3 separate regions of the Homo sapiens genome follow, and all the other regions are linked to region 2. Evidence: read pairs that join two places in POLR2A ChIA-PET (ENCODE). Cell type or tissue: PC-9. All regions are shown on one strand. Each heading gives the region's core, and the rest is flanking DNA. Links, peaks and the distances in the headings are about the cores only.

Region 1 (5,973 bases), core at 715-5,714, 310 kb before region 2:
CCTCACAGTTCCACAGCCTGTACAGGTAGCATGGCTGGGGAGTTCTCAGGAAACTTACAATCATGGCAGAAGGTGAAGGGGAAGCAGGCACATCCTACATGGCAGAAGCAGAAGAAAGAGAGAGAAGGGGGAGGTGCTACACACTTTTAAACAACCAAATCTTGTGAGAACTCATTCACTATCATGAGAACAGCAATGAGGAAATCTGCTCCCATGATCCAATCTCCTTCCACCAGGCCCCTCCTCCAACATTGGAGATTACTATTTGACATGAGATTTGGGTGGGGACACAAATCCAAACCATATTAACCTTCAGCATATGAATTTTTGGGTGGAGGTTGGGGGGGACACAATTCAGTCCATATTATTCTTGAGGAATTTTCAGTTTAGTCGTGAGCTAAGCCATACATTCTTGAGTCAAAAAAAAAAAAAAAACCCCAGCAACTTTAAAGGTAGCAAACAAATGTCAAAGTGAATAATAATACAGAAAGTAATGAGCTGAGATTTTCTAGGGCAGTGGCAATTTCCCAGGCACAATCTCCTATTTAAAAAAATAAAAGTCAGGAATACATGAGGACAAAACCACTAGTTAGTTTTTGCCATAGTTACTGTGCATAGGGCAAGGGGCCTGTCTGCTTTTGATTTGGAAAAACAATTAGTTCAGCAAATTATAATATGGCAGACATGACACTAAAGCAATCTATTAATTTAATCAATCTGGTGAAAAATATTATTCCTAATGCGTTTGAAATTGTCTAGGCAGGAGAAAATTAGATTGTTTGAATGTTTTATTTGTTACCAATCATGTTTTGAAAAGAACAGGTGAGTGGGACCTATACATGTAAAAATGCTAAAATTCCTCCATCCAGAAGGAAGCATTGTTAAGTCATCTCTATTCATCAGTTCATGCAGCAAATTTTGAATTGAGAGCTCCAACGATGTACTTGGGCCATTTGTGGGCTTGAGATAGATCAAAAAAAAAAAGGAACCACCTTGTCAGCCTTCTGCAGCCCTCAGTCCAGCCAATTGGAGCTTCCAGCTGTTAACTGTTTTACTTGTTATTTTAACACAATGACCTGTCTTCTTCTTTCCCATTTTCTCCTCCTCTTACTTCTTTCCTCATTTTTGTCCCTTTCTGTTCTTCATTTTAGTGGTAAAAGAACGCATGATCAACAACCACAACAAATTGACATGGTCCCTAATCTCCCAGATCCATAAAAATGGTGGTGAAACCATTCTATGACCCACTCTTTACAGGGGCACCTAATAATATTCAGTTCAACCGGCTCCAAAGGCATTGTGAGGGCCTCTTTGTCAATGTATGTAAAAGCATTTTCGAGCAGTAAAGGCCTCTTTAAATGTTGGCTATTACTACAATGGAGAACTAAACAAAGTAAAGAACTCAAAGGAAAAAGGGGTCCATTGAAGCTGGTCAATTGGTCAAGTATACTGTAACTGTTAGGTATCTTGGAGCTAAGAAGATGCTTTTGTACCCTCTGATGGTAAAATGAGGAGCCATGTCATGAGGGAAACAAATATATATCATGGAACAAAGGGAATTTCTGTATCCTCTTGATTTTTTGTGAACTGTTTATAAATCAGTGTTTGCTTTTAATTTTCCTACTTGTGATATATCTGTTTTGTAGGCCTCTCAAAAAGATTAATCATAAAACAGAACAAGATGGTACACTGAATTCCAGAACACAAGAAAGAGACCCAAGAAACTCAAGTGTCAATCAGCTACTCAAGTCATGATACAAAGACAGTTTAAAAGCTAAGCAAAGTATGGACCTAGTGACCTGCAGGTTGACTACAACAAATACCCTTTCCTCAAATGGGGTTGCAGTCACATTACAACTGCAGAGTCAATCCATACTGCTCTCTGCCAGAGGCAGCTGTAGCTGCTCCATGATTGCCTAGGCCCTGCAACAAATACCAAGAGTGACTCCAAAACAATTCCCCAGGTCATTGACCCAGGTCATTGACATAGACCTAGACCGGTATATTCCCCTGCAACACAAAATCCTAGGGGAAAATCTAAATAAAGAAAGGGATTGTCAGCTCCATTTTCTCAGTTTAAATCCACAGAAGAAAAACACCATAGATTTTTTTTTGTTTGTTTTTACAGAGTTTTGCTCTGTAGCCCAGGCTGGAGTGCAGTGGTGTGATCTCAGCTCACTGCAACCTCCACCTCCCAGGTTCAAGCGATTTTCCTGCCTCAGTCTCCTGAGTAGCTGAGATTACAGGTGCCTGCCACCATGCCTGGCTATCTTTTTTTTTTTTTAACAAAAGAAAGATTAGACCACTTTTTAGATTAATTTACCTTCTTGCAGAGGTTTATTTGCTTGTTTGTTTTTCCAACTTAACCAGTCATTCTAAATAGCAAAATTTTATTTGGCCTCAAGGTCCAGCTTGCTTTTCACTCAAAGAACACCTATCTGGTTTTGAACGAGGGGCTCTTGGACCTTTCCTCTTCCTACAGGGAAGTATCCACTTCCTATCTGGGATCAGGGACTTCCCAGTTACTCCCGAGGTGGGGAGGACACTGGATCTGGAAGGCTGGCCCCCTACTCACAGTCTCCGTGCTTGTCTACCAGATGGCACCAGCTCCCACTAAGCTGAGCCAGAGGGCGCATCTGGAAAGCACTTGAGACATATGGAACTCATCACTGTCATCACTGTGCCCCTCCCTCCCCTGCTTCAGTGCTTCTAAGAAGGGAGAGGCTGACACGAACCCTGGGGAGTCAGATCTGCTGTGCAGTTTACATGAACCCAGCATTCATGGTTAGACAGAAGTCCTCTGGGCTGACTGTACTCTCCTGACACTTTCGTAAGCTCTCACTAGCATATGTAAAAGGAGGGAGGAGATGCCACATGCTGCACAAACAGTGTTTAAGCCTCTGTGTCTTTCCCACTGGAAGGTAGAGTGTTATGAAGGAAAAGTCATGGGCTTTGGAGTCAGAATCCTGTCTTTGCTACTGTACTAATCAACTTAGGCTATGGCATGATGTGGTAACAAACAACCCCAAATCTCAGTGGCTTGGAATAGCAAAGGTTTATTTCTCACTCAGGCTACATATCAGCTGCATCTGTCTTCCCTGTGGTCATTATCTCCAGACCCAGACTAAAGGAGCAGCCAGTATCTGGGAAATTGATCTTGTGAAATAGAAAAAAAGACAATGGAATCATATGTTGGCTTTTAAAGTTTCTGCTCACATCACTTCCATTTATATTTTATGGACAAAACAAATCATATGGCCAAGCCTGACCCCAAAAAAGCAGGGATTTTTTTTTTTTTTTTTTTTTTGAGATGGAGTCTTGCTCCGTCACCAGGTTGGAGTGCAGTGGCGCAATCTCGGCTCACTGCAACCTCCGCTTCCCAGGTTCAAGCAATTCTCCTGCCTCAGCCTTCCGAGTAGCTGGGATTACAGGCATGTGCCACCACGCCCAGCTAATTTTTCTATTTTTAGTAGAGACGGGGTTTCACCATGTTGATCAGGCTGGTCTCGATCTCGTGACCTCGTGATCCACCCACCTCGGCCTCCCAAAGTGCTGGGATTACAGGCATGAGCCACCACGCCCGGCCCAAAGCAGGGATATTTAACACACTCCCAAATAGCAAATAGATTGAGCAATAATACAACTTACTACAGCCACTTACTCTGTGTCCTGTGGCAAATTACTGTGATGTAAAAATGATGATGTACACCTGGAGATGATGATAGGATGATTAAATAAAATACAGGTTTAAAATAGAGTATTATGTTCCCCTAGCCAGGGGAAGCAGTGAGGGACTGTGCCATGAGGGATGGTGCTATCTGGCCCAGATACTATGCTTTTCCCACAGTCTTCTCAACCTGTAGACCAGAAGATTCTCTCTGGCACCTACACCACCAGGGCCCTGGGTTTCAAGCACAAAACTGGGCAGCCGTTTGGGCAGACACCAAGCTAGCTGCAGGAGTTCTTTTTTCATACCCCAGTGGTGCCAGGAATGCCAGTGAGACAGAACCGTTCACTCCCCTGGAAAGAGGGCTGAAGCCAGGGAGCCGAGTGATCTTGCTCAGTGGATCCCACCACCATGGAGCCCAGCAAGCTAAGATCAACTGGCTTGAAATGCTCACTGCCTGCACAGTAATCTGAAATCAAACTGAGATGCTGGAGCTTGGTAGGGGGAGGAGCATCCACCATTACGGAGGCTTGAGTAGGCGGCTTTCCCCTCACAGTGTAAACAAAGCCACCAGGAAGTTCAGACTGGGTGCGGAACCCACGACAGCATGACAAAGCTACTGTAGCCAGACTGCCTCACTAGATTCCTCTTCTGTGGGAAGGGCATCTCTGAAAGGAAGGCAGTAGCCCCAGTCAGGGACATATAGATAAATCTCCCATCTCCCTGGGACAGAGCACCTGGGGAAAGGGGCGGCTGGGAGAACAGCTTCAGCAGGCTTAAAGGTTCCTGCCTGCCAGTTCTGAAGAGAGCAGCGGATCTCCCAGCACAGTGCTCAAGCTCTGCTAAGGGACAGACTGCCTCCTCAAGTGGGTCCCTGATCCCCGTGCTTCCTGACTGGAAGACACCTCCCAGCAGGAGTTGACGGACACTTCATACAAGAGAGCTCCAGCTGGCATCTGGCAGGTGCCCCTCTGGGACGAAGCTTCCAGAGGAAGGAGCAGGCAGCAATCTTTGCTGTTCTGCAGCCTCTGCTGGTGATACCCAGGCAAACAGGTCTGGAGTGGACCTCCAGCAAACTCCAGCAGACCTGCAGAAGAGGGACCTGACTGTTACAAAGAAAACTAACAAACAGAAAGCATTAGCATCAACATCAACAAAAAGCATGCCCACGCAAAAACCCCATCTGAAGGTCACCAAAATCAAAGACTATAGGTAGATAATCCACAAAGATGAGGCAAAACTAGCACAAAAAGGCTGAAAATTCCAAAAACCAGAATGCCTCTTCTCCTCCAAAGGATCACAACTCCTCACCAGCAAGGGAACAAAACTGGATGGAAAATGAGCTTGATGAAATGACAGAAGTAGGTTTCAGAAGGTGGGTAATAACAAACTCCTCCGATCTAAGGAGCGTGTTCTAACCCAATGCAAAGAAGCTAAGAACCTTGATAAAAGGTTACAGGAACTGCTAAATAGAATAACCAGTTTAGAGAAGAACATAAATGACCTGATGGTGCTGAAAAACACAGCACAAGAACTTCATGAAGCATACACAAGTATCAATAGCCAAATCAATCAAGCAGAAGAAAGGATATCAGAGAAGATCAACTTAATGAAATAAAGATCAACTTAATGAAATAAAGACAAGATTAGAGAAAAAAAAGAATGAAAAGGAATGAACAAAGCCTCCAAGAAATATGGGACTATGTGAAAAGACCAAACCTACGTTTGATTGGTGTACCTGAATGTGATGGGGAGAATGGAACCAAGTTGGAAAACACACTTCGGGATATTATCCAGCAGAACTTCCCCAACCTAGCAAGACAGGCTAACATTCAAATTCAGGAAATACAGAGAACACCACAAAGATATTCCTCGATAAGAGCAACCCCAAAACACATAATCGTCAGATTTACCAAGGTTGAAATGAAGGAAAAAATGTTAAGGGCAGCCAGAGAAAAAGGTCGGGTCACCCACAAAGGGAAGCCCATCAGACTAACAGTGGATCTCTCTGAAGAAACTCTACAAGCCAGAAGAGAGTGGGGGTCAATATTTAACATTCTTAAAGAAAAGAATTTTCAACCCAGAATTTCATATGCAGCCAAACTAAGCTTCATAAGCAAAGGAGAAATAAAATCCTTTACAGACAAGCAAATGCTGAGGGATTTTGTCACTACCAGGCCGGCCTTACAAGAGCTACTGAAGAAGGCACTAAATATGGAAAGGAAAAACTGGTCCCAGCCATGGCAAAAACATACCAAAATGTAAAGACCATCGACACTATAAAGAAACTGCATCAACTAATGGGT
Region 2 (5,973 bases), core at 257-5,256:
TTGACTTCTTTTTTTTTTTTTTTTTTTGAGACGGAGTTTCGCCCTCTCGCCCAGTTTGGAGTGCAGTGGTGCAATCTCAGCTTATTGCAACCTCTATCTCCCCAGTTCAAGCGATTCTCCTGCCTCGGCCTCCCAAGCAGCTGGGATAAAAGGCATGCACCACCACACCCGGATAGTTTTTGTATTTTTGTAGAGACGAGGTTTAACCACGTTAGCCAGGCTGGTCTCAAACCCCTGACCTCAAGGAATCCGCCAGCCTCGGCCTCCCAAAGGGCTGGGATTACAGGCGTGAGCCACCGCGCCCGGCCGGTATATTGACTTTTAATAGTTCCGTAAAATTAAAATACACATGATCAGCACTGATAAAATCCTGGAACCTCTAGGTAACCGGCCTGTAGTGAATACACTGGCTCCTCCAGAGGGCTATGGTGCTGGTAACTCTGACCTTCATTATAGCAAGAGACTGGCCCCTGGTGGTGGTGAAGCAGATAGAATCAGTATTCTGCCAACCAGGCACACTGCAGTCCACCAGGCCTACCCCGCTGCCTTACCACGTACTCCCCACTATTGGGGGAGAACATTCATTTTTATTTTGATCATGGGAAATATCTTCTAAGTAAAGGAATAACATACACACAGGCCTTTTTTTTAAACTTTAAGCCAACTTTTCTGAAATGCATTTATTCCGTCTGTCACAAAAAATTATTTAACATTTTCCCAAATCCTACAGAATCAGCATAGTGCTAGACACATTATAAGGCCCTCAATAAATACATAAATTAAAATTTAAAACATAAAATAATCTAGGAAGATAGCAAGTCTTTAGCATGCTGATTCAAATTTCCCTGTTAGAAAATGAATACTTTCTAACTGGATAAACTTGAGCCAAACTGTACATAAATGCATGTTCTTTCATGATCTTTAAATTGAAAAATCTGAGCTGGGTGCGGGAGCTCACACCTGTAATCCCAGCACTTTGGGAGGCCGAGGCGGTGGATCACTTGAGGTCAGGAATTCAAGACCAGCCTGGCCAACATGGTAAAATCCCGTCTCTACTAAAAACACAAAAATTAGGCGGGGGTGGTAGCACACTCCTGTAATCCCAGCTACTCGGGAGGCTGAAGCATGAGAATCACCTGAACCTGGGAGGCGGAGGTTGCAGTGAGCTGAGATCGTACCACTGCACTCCAGCTTGGGTGACAGAGCAAGACTACTGTCTCAAAAAAAAAAAAAAAAGAAAAAAAAAAAAAGAAAAAAGAAAAAGAAAAAGAAAAAATCTGGCTGTTTAAATAAAAATCTACTGCCTCAAAAATTTTTTTTCTTAAAAATTTTCTGTAAAAGGCCGTAAAATGTGAGCTAAATTTCTGTATTTTCTGTATTTAAGTTCCTTTGCATGTTTTTATTCCTAAATATATTATGAATAATGTAAAAATCATCAAGTGTAGCCACCCACATTGCAGATAGTTTATCTCATGCAAGTTTTAAATCTGGTTATGTGGCACTACCTCTAGAAACCACCCAGCACTTCCCTTTTATGGAAAAAACAAAGCATCTAAATTTTCAAAAATTTTGCTAGAGCGTTTCAACAGGCTCTTTCTTAAACAATTGGAATTTGCTTCTGACCAGCTAAATTGTTGATGAAAACTTAACCCTCTCAAGTCTAGTGAATCCATCTGGCATGGGCTTTCATTTTCAGATATCTTGTAAAAGATCACATTAAACAGCCACTAATTCTTAGGTACTTATAATTTGTTTATCCATACAAATACTAAAAATAGTAATTGGAGTAAAAATAAAATGTCAACACCAGTAAGGCACAAGTTACATGAAAGTGAATCGCACTGCCACAAAAATCACTCTTAAATTCTGAGCTGGATTCATTTTAATTATAAATTTCAGAGATGGACTGTAAAAGATCTAATCTAAGCAGAAGCAGCTGACAATCTGCTCTCCCATTCCCAGGCAAAATCCAATTCATATTTCTCAGCACAAAAGCCAAAAACAATCTCATAGTGTGTATGTTAAGAGATTGATCTAAAGATTCTATTCTTATTGTGTATATATAAACCCAGAAAGCTGTGGAATCTACCATAAACCTGAAAAATGTCCAGCATTAATTACAAAAGAATGTTAAATAAAATTCCTATAAGTTTCATTAGTGAACCATCATGATTACATAATGTATATTTTCATGCATTTATTTGGCTTTTGTCACTGGACTATTCATTGTGGAGATGAACATCTCAGTATGTCTGTTTTCTACGTTTAACATCAAGGGCAGAGGTTGTTTTTATTAGCCTTATTTAGCATCGTGCACAGTAAATTCCAGTATATTCTGGAATAAGCTAGGGATATAAACTATTCAGATTTTTATTTTTTGAGACAAGTGTCTTGCTTTGTCACCCAGACTCGAGGGCTCACTGCAGCCTCACCCTCCAGGGCTGACGCAATCCTCCCACCTCAGCCTCCCGAGCAGCTGGGATGACAGGAATATGCCACCACGCCCAGCAAATTGTAGAGACGGTTGTTTCACTATGTTGCCCAGGCTGGTCTCGAACTCCTGGTCTCAAGCAATCCACCCGCTTTGGCCTCCCAAAGTGCTGGGATTACAGGCGTCATCCACTGCACCCAGCCATCTGGTTCTTAAGTGATCCTTAAGTCCTAGAGTAAACAAGAGCAAATCTAGGAAAGGAGACCTTCAGATAGACCAAATGACTCATTGTTAGCCATTGTCCACAAAGCAAGCTGTTGAATTTCAAGGACTGGAGATTGGTTGTACCTTTCGGGGAGAAACTGGTTATCCCAGTGATGGAATGCCTTAATGAAAAATTTCCCTAAAGCTTCAAGTTCCTCTGTGGAGTCTGTTTTAGGATTTACTCACTCACAGAAAACCACCAAATTTATGATGTGATACAGGGAATAGCCTGGAAAGTACTTTCTTAATACTGCCTAGAACTTCATTTTAAGCAAGAGTTGAAATTAGGATAAAATACTTATCCTATCTGGGAAGGCGGGGTGCGGTGGCTCATGCCTGTAATCAAGAAAAGAAGTAGAGATGGGGCATGGTGGCTCAAGCCTGTAATCCCAGTGCTTTGAGAGGCTCAGGCAGAAAGATGGAGGAGTTCAAGGCCAGCTTGGACAACAGTGAGATCCTGCCTCTACCAAAAAAAAAAAAAAAAAAAAAAAGACAGAAAAGAAAAAAGAAAGGCACTCACACTGTTTATATAAACACTAGCTACAATATGGACACTAGTTACAATTGAAGAAGAAATATTCGATTTTAGATTACTGTAAAGCATGAAGAGATAATCTGTTCTGAATCTTTAAATTTGCTTCGGTTTTATTTATTACTTATTTATTTATTGAGACAGTCTTGCTCTGTCACCCAGGTTGGAGTGCAGTGGCGCGATCTCGGATCACTGCAAGCTCTGCCTCCCAGGTTCACGCCATTCTCCTGCCACAGTCTCCCCAGCAGCTGGGACAACAGGCGCACACCGCCACACCCGGCTAATTTTTTTGTATTTTTAGTAGAGACAGGGTTTCACTGTGTTAGCCAGAATGGTCTTGATCTCCTGACCTCCTGATCCACCCGCCTCGGCTTCCCAAAGTGCTGGGATTACAGGCGTCAGCCAGCGCGCCCACTATTTATTTTTTGAGAGTTTCACTCTTGTTGCCCAGGCTGGAGTGCAGCGGCGCGATCTCGGCTCACTGCAATCTTTGCCTCCCAGGTTCAAGCTTCTCTTGCCTCAGCCTCCTGAGTAGCTGGGATTACAGGTGCCCACCTAATTTTTTGTATTTTTAGTAGAGACGGGGTTTCATCATGTTGACCAGGCTGGTCTCGAACTCCTGACCTCAGGTGATCCACCCGCCTCGGCCTCCCAAAGTGTAGGGATTACAGGCGTCAGCCACTGTGTCCAGCCTTGCTTCAGTTTTAAAACCAGTTAAAATATTCTATGATCAGCTGATGTCTTACTAATTTGTTTTCCAATTAAAAGAGATGAATGGAAAGATGAGTTAAAAATATATATAGTGGAGAGGCTTGGGTGTGGTGGTGGAAGGCCAAATTGGGTGGATCACTTGAGCCCAGGAGTTTGAGACCAGCCTTGGCAACATAGCGAGACCTCATCTCTACCAAAAAAAAAAGTAGCCATGTGTCTGTGGTGTATGCCTGTAGTCCCAGCTACTCCAAGCTGGAGATCCCATGAGCCTATGAGTTCAAGGTTATTAGTGAGCTATGACCATGCCACTGCACTCTAGCCTGGGTGACTGAGTGAGACCCTGTTGCTAAAATAAATAAAACAATGGAGAATATTTTAATTCCTAATTTTTAATAATATCTACATTAATAAATATAACATTAAATATTTTTTGAGAGACAGGGTCTCACTTTGTTGCCCAAGCTGGAGTGCAGTGGCATGATCATAGTTCACTGCAGCCACAACCTCCTGGGCTCAAGCAGTCTTCCCACCTCAGCCTCCTGGGACTATAGGCACTTTGCCGGCATGCCTGGCTAATTTCTTATTTTTCTGTATGTAGAGATGGGGTCTCACTATATTGCCCAGGCTGAACTCAAACTCCTAGGGTCAAGTGATCCTCCCACCTCAGTCTCCCAAAGTGCTGTGTGAGCCACTATGTCCAGCTAAATGTAACATTATTAAATGTAAATACGACAGCATCAGTTCTACCAGAATGGTGCTTTAAGTACAGCAAAATTCCAAACTCTGAAATTTTCACTTTTTCTTGAACAAATTTTGATGCATCTTTGTTCTTATACAAATTTCTGACATACTACATATGAAAAATGATCCACTCTCAATGGGTATTATACATTTTATTTAAAGACTTCAAAGTAAAAAAAAAAAAAAAAGGTACAGAAATAGATTACATTATGATGACCACAGTAGTATTCTACATGACAAAAATAAAAACAGATTTAAGTAAATGTACCGGCACTGAACAAGCATTTACTTAACATCCAATCCAGGCTGCATATGCACAAAATGATCTGACCACATGCTTATGCAAAATAAAGTTTTTCTTAGAAAGCCAAAATTCCAACCATTCTGACTGTCCGCTGCCTATTCCCCTGTTGAGTATTTTGAGCGAACTTCTATAGAATATAAGAACAATTGGCATGGCACTTAAAGACTGCAAAAAACAGAACACAATTAAAAACATTTATAATGCATTTCTGTATAAAATACACACCGTAAATCTTATTAGTTAAAAAAAGATTTAAAAACAAAAGACCACCCTGAATAATGGTTAAAACCTCATCATAGAAAAATGCTCATCATTTTGTACACTGAAAGAAACTACTGAGAGGTTTTTTGGGGGGCTGGTGGGAAGGTAGATACCTAACTTAAAGATTCATTCAAAATTTGCTTTAAATTGTGGGTAATAACTCACTGCTTACCCCTTCTCAAAATGTTTTATCATGAATACTCTAATATTTAACCACAGGACAAACATAAAGAATAACCTGAAGAAGGTATTTCTCAAAGTGAGGTCGAAGGCCCCAAAAGAAGTCTAAGGTGGGCTCACTAGTGTGCATTTTAAACCAACTTCCTAGGTGATTATTTCACATTCCAAAATCTGAGAACTAATGCCCTATGGGAAACAGCACCACTTAAAAGCAAGGCCATAAACATATTTCTGACATGAGATACAGAATTCTAAGTTTATGATTTGAAGTGAATACTGCTTTTTGTTTTAAAACAAGTTTCAGGTGTTAAGAGAAACATATTAAATAAACATGTGGATGTATATAAACATTTTCCTTTGACGTTTTCATTGCTTTCAGACTTATGTTATTTGAAGGAAAGAGAGTATATAGCTAGAAACTTTGGAAAAATGACATTTCCAATGAAATGCAGCATCCACCCCTCCAAAAAAAGATAATTTATTAAATGCCTACAAATTTTAAAACATTTGAAATTTAAACTAGATAACTTTCCTAAAATTTTTACTAAG
Region 3 (5,973 bases), core at 715-5,714, 510 kb before region 2:
GTACTGTCCCCAAACTGCCACTGTAAACTCTTGAAGTAAATAAATAATCTTTGCTGGCAGGACTATGCTGAATCTCCTTAGGCACTCTCTAATCAGATGTCCTGGGTCCTCCCAATTCTTAGACCTTTTATACCTGTTTTTCTCCTTCTCTTATTCCATTTAGTTTTTCAATTCATACAAAACTGTATCCAGGCCATCTCCAATAATTCTACACGACAAATGTTTCTTCTAACAACCCCACGACATCACCTCTTACCACAAAATCTTCCTTCAGCTTAATCTCTCCCACTCTAGGTTCCCACGCTGCCTCTAATACCGCTTGCAGCAGCCCTGAGAAACATCGCCCATTATCTCTCCACACCACCCCCAAAAATTTTCACCATCCCAACACTTTACCACTATTTCATTTTATTTTTCTTATTAACATAAGAAGACAGGAATGTCAGGCCTCTGAGCCCAAGCTAAGCCATCATATCCCCTGTGACCTGCAGGTACACACCCAGATGGCTGGTTCCTGCCTTAACTGATGACATTCCACCACAAAAGAAGTGAAAATGGCCTGTTCCTGCCTTAACTGATGACATTGTCTTGTGAAATTCCTTCTCCTGGCTCATCCTGGCTCAAAAGCTCCCCTACTGAGCACCTTGTGACCCCCACTTTGCCCGCCAGAGAACAACCCCCCTTTGACTGTAATTTTCCTTTATCTACCCAAATCCTATAAAATGGCTATACCCTTATCTCCTTTCTCTGACTCTCTTTTCGAACTCAGCCTGCCTGCACCCAGGTGAAATAAACAGCCATGTTGCTCACACAAAGCCTGTTTGGTGGTCTCTTCACACTGAGAACCACCCCCCTTAACCCAAAAGGGAAGTCATTTGGGAATTCCAGTTGCCATGTGGGACCTAGTGGGAGACTTATTTAGAAGCTAGGTGTCCTTCATGGTGTTTCCCAAAGATTAAACCATGAATACTGGATGAAACCTTAAGGGTCCATGATACCTCAACAGGTTGGCAAGTATTAACTAACATTCTGCCTGCTTGAGAGGCCAGATACATCAATGAACTCTTTCTAGAAAAGCTGATTCTCTCTGTGTTTATAATAACTTTCATCATACCCCCCCGAAGAAGAAACTGAAGCTCAAAGTGGTGAATTAACTTGCTCTGAGTCTCTAGCAGCAAGAGACCAATTTGAGAATCACATCCAGGAATCTAAATTCCATGCTCTTTCTGCCACATCATGTTGCCCTTAAAAAATTACATCCATCTTTTTGTACTCATGTAACTGATTTTGATTTTATTTTTTTGCTACATGGGGCTGACTTGGCTCCTCATTTTCAAAGAAGCTTGCCAATAAAAGTGCTCCCCGAACCAACAAACAATAGTTGTATTTTGATCAGATATTATAGGTGTGTCTGAGACACAGCCCAGGAGGAATGTGGCTGTATCTATTCATCTCTTTATAAATATTGATGAAGAATGGTAAAAATGTTTTAAAGGAAACTTTATCTGAAGGAGTGTCTTGGAACGCAGCTGCTTCTTTCCATGTCTTTCATATTTCTTACCCCTGGCACTGAAATCCAAACACTGAAGGGTGGGCCACATCCTAGGGTTTGTTTATGACTGTGGCATCAGCAGTTCTGTATTGGGTTGGCTTTGGGGGAGGGTGGCCCCAGCAATTACCATTGGCATACCTGGTCATTGTCCCTGAGCTGTGACAAAAAAATAACACGGTAGCTCCACAGAGGGAGTTCTGAGTTGCAGATAATTTTATGAACGCCCTTTATTTCAAGGATATGAGAAAAGAAAAAGCCCATTTTGTAGCAAAGAAAACTGAGGTGAAGAAACATTGCTTAGCTTGCCTGAGGACACAGTAACACTGGCACATGTTGGAAGGGAAGTCAGGCCTTCAGGGGTGTGTTACTCTGGGGCCTGCTCCACTACTCATCATTTTCCTTTATTAGTTTCTCATTTAAAAGTTGAGGACAAAGAAGTATGCACAAAGAGGTTTCTCCTTCCTTAGTTACAACAGCAAAATTGAAAACAATTTAAATGGCCAACAGTAGGAAATGTTTAAGAGAAAAAATGTGGTCTATTTATTCTATGAAATATCTAAATATTAAAAACAATAGTTAAAAAATAGTTTGTAATGACTTGGAAAATGCTTTAGTAGAAATTTAGTAGAAATTATCTTTCTGCTGCTTTTTCATCTTCTGGACCTCTGAGCCCATGGTACTCAAAATGCAGTCCTCCCACTGGCCAGCAACATCAACTTCGAGCATGTGAGAAATGTAGAATCTCAGGCCCTAGCGCTGCTGAATCAGCATCAGCATTTGAGCACCATCCCCACGTGATTTACATCACATTAATATTTGTACCTATCTGAGTAAGGAGTCTCAAAGATTCAGTCCTCAGGCAACTTCTCAACTCTGAATACATCTGTGCCTTAAGTTAGTGATTCTGGTGGCATGTTAAGTTTGGTTAAGTTTGGCATGTTAATGGTGGCATTCTATTGCTCTGGGATGTGGCCATGGGGCATAGCACTTGTGTAAGTAACTCAGATGTTTCAAAAATACAGATGAGGTCAAGATCTACCATCTGTGTCAGTGGTGCCCAAACTTTTTGGCACCAGGGACTGGTTTCATGGAAGATAATTTTTCGATGGATGGAGAGGCAGATGGGGGATTGTTTCAGGATGAAACTGTCCCACCTCAGATCATGAGGCATTAGAGTCTCATAAGGAGCACACAACCTAGATCCCTCCCATGCACAGTTCACAGTAGAGCTCCTGCTCTATGAAAATCTAATGCCGCTGCTGATCTGACAGGAGGCGGAGCTCAGGTGGTAATATGAGCCACGGGAGTGACTGTAAACACAGATGAAGCTTGCCTGCCGCTCACCTCCTGCTGTGCCGTGTGGTTCCTAACAGGCCACAGACTGGTAAAAGTCCTCGGCCCGGGGGTTGGCGACCCCTGGTCTACATGATTTCCCCTGTGATACAGTTTTAAGCAGAAAATTCATGATACCAAGTTGTAGGTTCTATGTGTTATTAACTATGGAAAAATGCATACAGAAAAAGACTGGAAGAAAATATACCAAAATATTAATCATTATAAAAATTGAGCTGGGTCCAATGGCTCAGGCCTATAATCCCAGCACTTTGGAAGGCGAAGCAGGTGGATGGCTTGAGTCCAGGAATTCAAGACCAGGGCAACATGGCAAAACCCCATCTCTACAAAAAAAGTTAGCCAGATGTGGTGCTGTGTCTGTAGTCCCAGCTACTCGGGAAGCTGGGAGTTGGGAGGATTGCTTGAACCCAGGAGATTGAAGCTGCAGTGAGCTGTGATCACGCCACTTTACTCCAGCCTGGGCAAGAGAGTGAGGCCATCCAGAGAGAGAGAGAGGCAGAGAGAGAGAGAGAGACAGAGAGAGAGAGAGATGCATTCTTTTGAGGAGGAGTTGGTTTCTTCATATTTTTCTTTATAGTGGTCATAAATCTCAGGCCACAGACTCAGATGTGCAAGAGACATTAACTTTATTCTTTCATACGCCAACTTAATTTCTACTTAGTTCCTCAATCTGCTTGTGGTGAAAACTTTTCAGTCACTTCAGAGGGACCTCTGTCAAATCAAGTTTTGCTCAGTCAAGCTGCCACTAACCTATGGCATCATTGTGCAAATTAGAAAAAGATCCCCTTCCAGGAGGGTGCAGCCCCGCGCCAACACAAACTAGATTTCTGCCTACACCTGCTTCTTAAGCTAGGGGTCCCTGTGCAGTGAATAGTATGCATTTCTGTGTATGGTGGTTCTGGGGACAGCTAATGTAGGACCCCAATTCTTTATCCAGCATTGCAGGTAAATTCCAAGAAGCTTTCAGGTGGCACTGGACTGAATAGAGAGAGGCCACGGAGGGCATAAAGTCCCTGTAGCCTTCATCACTGACATTGTCCTTGCTAGTGTGCTCTGATTCCCATTAGGTCACCAAGGGAATTGGCTGAACAGACTAAGCTTTTTTGGGCTCGGCTCTCTCTCTAGACTTCTAAGCCCCTCTGGGAAATAACTGGCTGCTCCATGAGCCTCCGAGGGAACTCCATGAGATCACCTCAGCCTTGTCTGCCTGGATAGTCTTTGCAGCCATTCTTTAAGTTACATTTGGGGAAGCTGCATAATGGCTGCTGCCCTCCTGAACTTCAGTCACATGCCCCAAAGCTTCTATTCTTAGATATCTCAAACTTTCTTATGAGTTTTTTTTGCCACCTCTCCCTTCTCTAAGAATGGCTGGGGGCTAGAGGAGGAATGGGTAGGACATAAAGCCCTTCCTCAGTGCTATTCTTTTCTACGCAGGGGATCTGTTCCTCTGGGGTAGGCAAACTGCCTCTTGTATCATTTTGTACTCTTCCAGTCTATTGCTTATCCATGGGCTTCATGTCCTCCTCTAAGATTTACAAATCAAAACTTTGACTTAAGGCATTTCCTCTACTTTTCTCTAGTTTCACTCTTACCTGGCTTAGTGAGACGTAATGTTTTTGCAGGTGGTCTGATGTCTGTTATTAAAGGGAAATGCAAGGTTCACAGTGAGAACCCGACACTGGTTTTAGCTCATTCCTTGCAGGAAGCCTGATTTTTCTCACTCAATTTTGTTGGTCAAAATTTAATGAAGGCTGTAAAATCCAATGCAGGATGAGAAACACAACATTCATTCCTGGGTACTCATAGACATTCATGGAGACACTTAGGAGCATCACTTGGGTAGACAGGAGCACGTTCTTCTGCCTGACTACATCTTCCCTACTGAAATGCTGGTTTCGAGTTCACATACCCAGAGATCACTGAAAGCCAGGCACTGGGGAATGGCTAGTAGGGAGAATAGTACAGGGGAAAACACTTCACCCGTGGGTATTCACGAGCTTCCCCAGGAGTGTTTTTAGATCAGAAGACAACTGGTGAATTTCCAGGAACAGCTGCTTCAGTGCTGCCACATCCGTCAGCTCTCAACACGTGTTAGTGTCTGTCCTCCCTCCTTCTTTGGAATTTAGAACTGTGCCATGGTCTGGTTGCAGGAATCTCATTAAAGAGCTTCCCTTTCTGTATTAGTTTGCTAGGGCTGCCATTAACAAAATACCAGAGACTGGATGGCTTAAACAACAGAAATGTGTTTTCTCACAGTTCTGGAGGTTGGAAGTCCAAGATCATGGTGTGATCAGGTTGGTTTCTGGTAAGGCCTCTCTTCCTGTTCTTTGTAGACAGCCACTTTATTCCTGTGTCCTCACATAACCCTTTTTCTGTGAGCACGCAAGGAAAGAAATTTCTGGTGTCTCTTCTCCTTCCTATAAGAACCCCAGTCCTTCAGATTATAGACCAACCCTTAGGACCTCACTTAATCTTAATTACCTCCCTAAAGGCTTGAACTCCAAAAACAGTCACATTGGGAATTAGGAGTTTAACATCAGAATGGGCTTGGGGACTGGGAGAGTAGTTCAGTACTTTAACGCTTTCCCTGACAGAAAATTTTGTGATCACCTACTACATGTTGGGCCCTGTGCCACATGCTGGGGATAATAATTTATAAAAATGTTTCAACCCCTGCCTCAAGGAGCTCCTCCTCTGGGGACTGAGTCTGCAGCCATCAGAGGAGTGGGGTCACAATGAGATGTCTGGAAATGGACCTCTGTGGTAAGTGGGGATTCCTGCATGGCTTTTGCTATGATCGTATCTCAAGAAAGCAAATTCTGCAAATATTCTGAGTGGGTGGTAGTAGAGCTATTTTCTTGATGTGGCAGAGTCGCATACAAAAGCCCTTAAAGGGATCAATGAGACGAATTTCTGAGCTAGTCTGAAACAAGAACTGGGGATGAACTTTGGCAATTGGGCCAGAACTTAAACACAGGATTTTGCTGGGGTCCCAAGGTTCTGCCCATTTGGGACAATCTCTTTCACATGCGCCACACCATTCCCCTTACCACGCCAGCAGATTCAAA

Evidence for each region. ChIA-PET counts read pairs that join two places held together with the same protein. Peaks named below come from ENCODE experiments on the same cell type or tissue, not always from the same donor. Only the 100,000 strongest peaks of a DNase experiment are listed, where the experiment ranks them.
Region 1: POLR2A ChIA-PET joins it to region 2 with 25 read pairs; 2 of 35 experiments call an interaction of 5 or more read pairs at or near these places.
Region 3: POLR2A ChIA-PET joins it to region 2 with 35 read pairs; 2 of 35 experiments call an interaction of 5 or more read pairs at or near these places.

What each region holds. Positions count from the first base shown.
Region 1 is chr3:170,619,701-170,625,673 of GRCh38, reverse strand. All of the region lies in intron 2 of SLC7A14-AS1 (SLC7A14 antisense RNA 1), which reads right to left. Among named protein-coding and RNA genes, the nearest start is that of SLC7A14, 37 kb to the right of the region's middle. In PC-9, for the core only: no CTCF peak of the experiment used is centred there; no DNase peak of the experiment used is centred there.
Region 2 is chr3:170,304,821-170,310,793 of GRCh38, reverse strand. It overlaps PRKCI (protein kinase C iota), which reads right to left. Exons shown (of 18, transcript NM_002740.6): 18 at 4,817-5,973. Among named protein-coding and RNA genes, the nearest start is that of SKIL, 50 kb to the left of the region's middle. In PC-9, for the core only: CTCF peaks have their summits at 289 and 492 (motif pointing left); DNase peaks (open chromatin) are centred at 443 and 2,723; H3K27ac peaks cover 1,583 bases.
Region 3 is chr3:170,812,484-170,818,456 of GRCh38, reverse strand. All of the region lies in intron 2 of LOC105374211 (a long non-coding RNA gene), which reads right to left. Among named protein-coding and RNA genes, the nearest start is that of RPL22L1, 55 kb to the left of the region's middle. RefSeq lists an enhancer at 287-864. In PC-9, for the core only: no CTCF peak of the experiment used is centred there; a DNase peak (open chromatin) is centred at 2,846; H3K4me3 peaks cover 277 bases.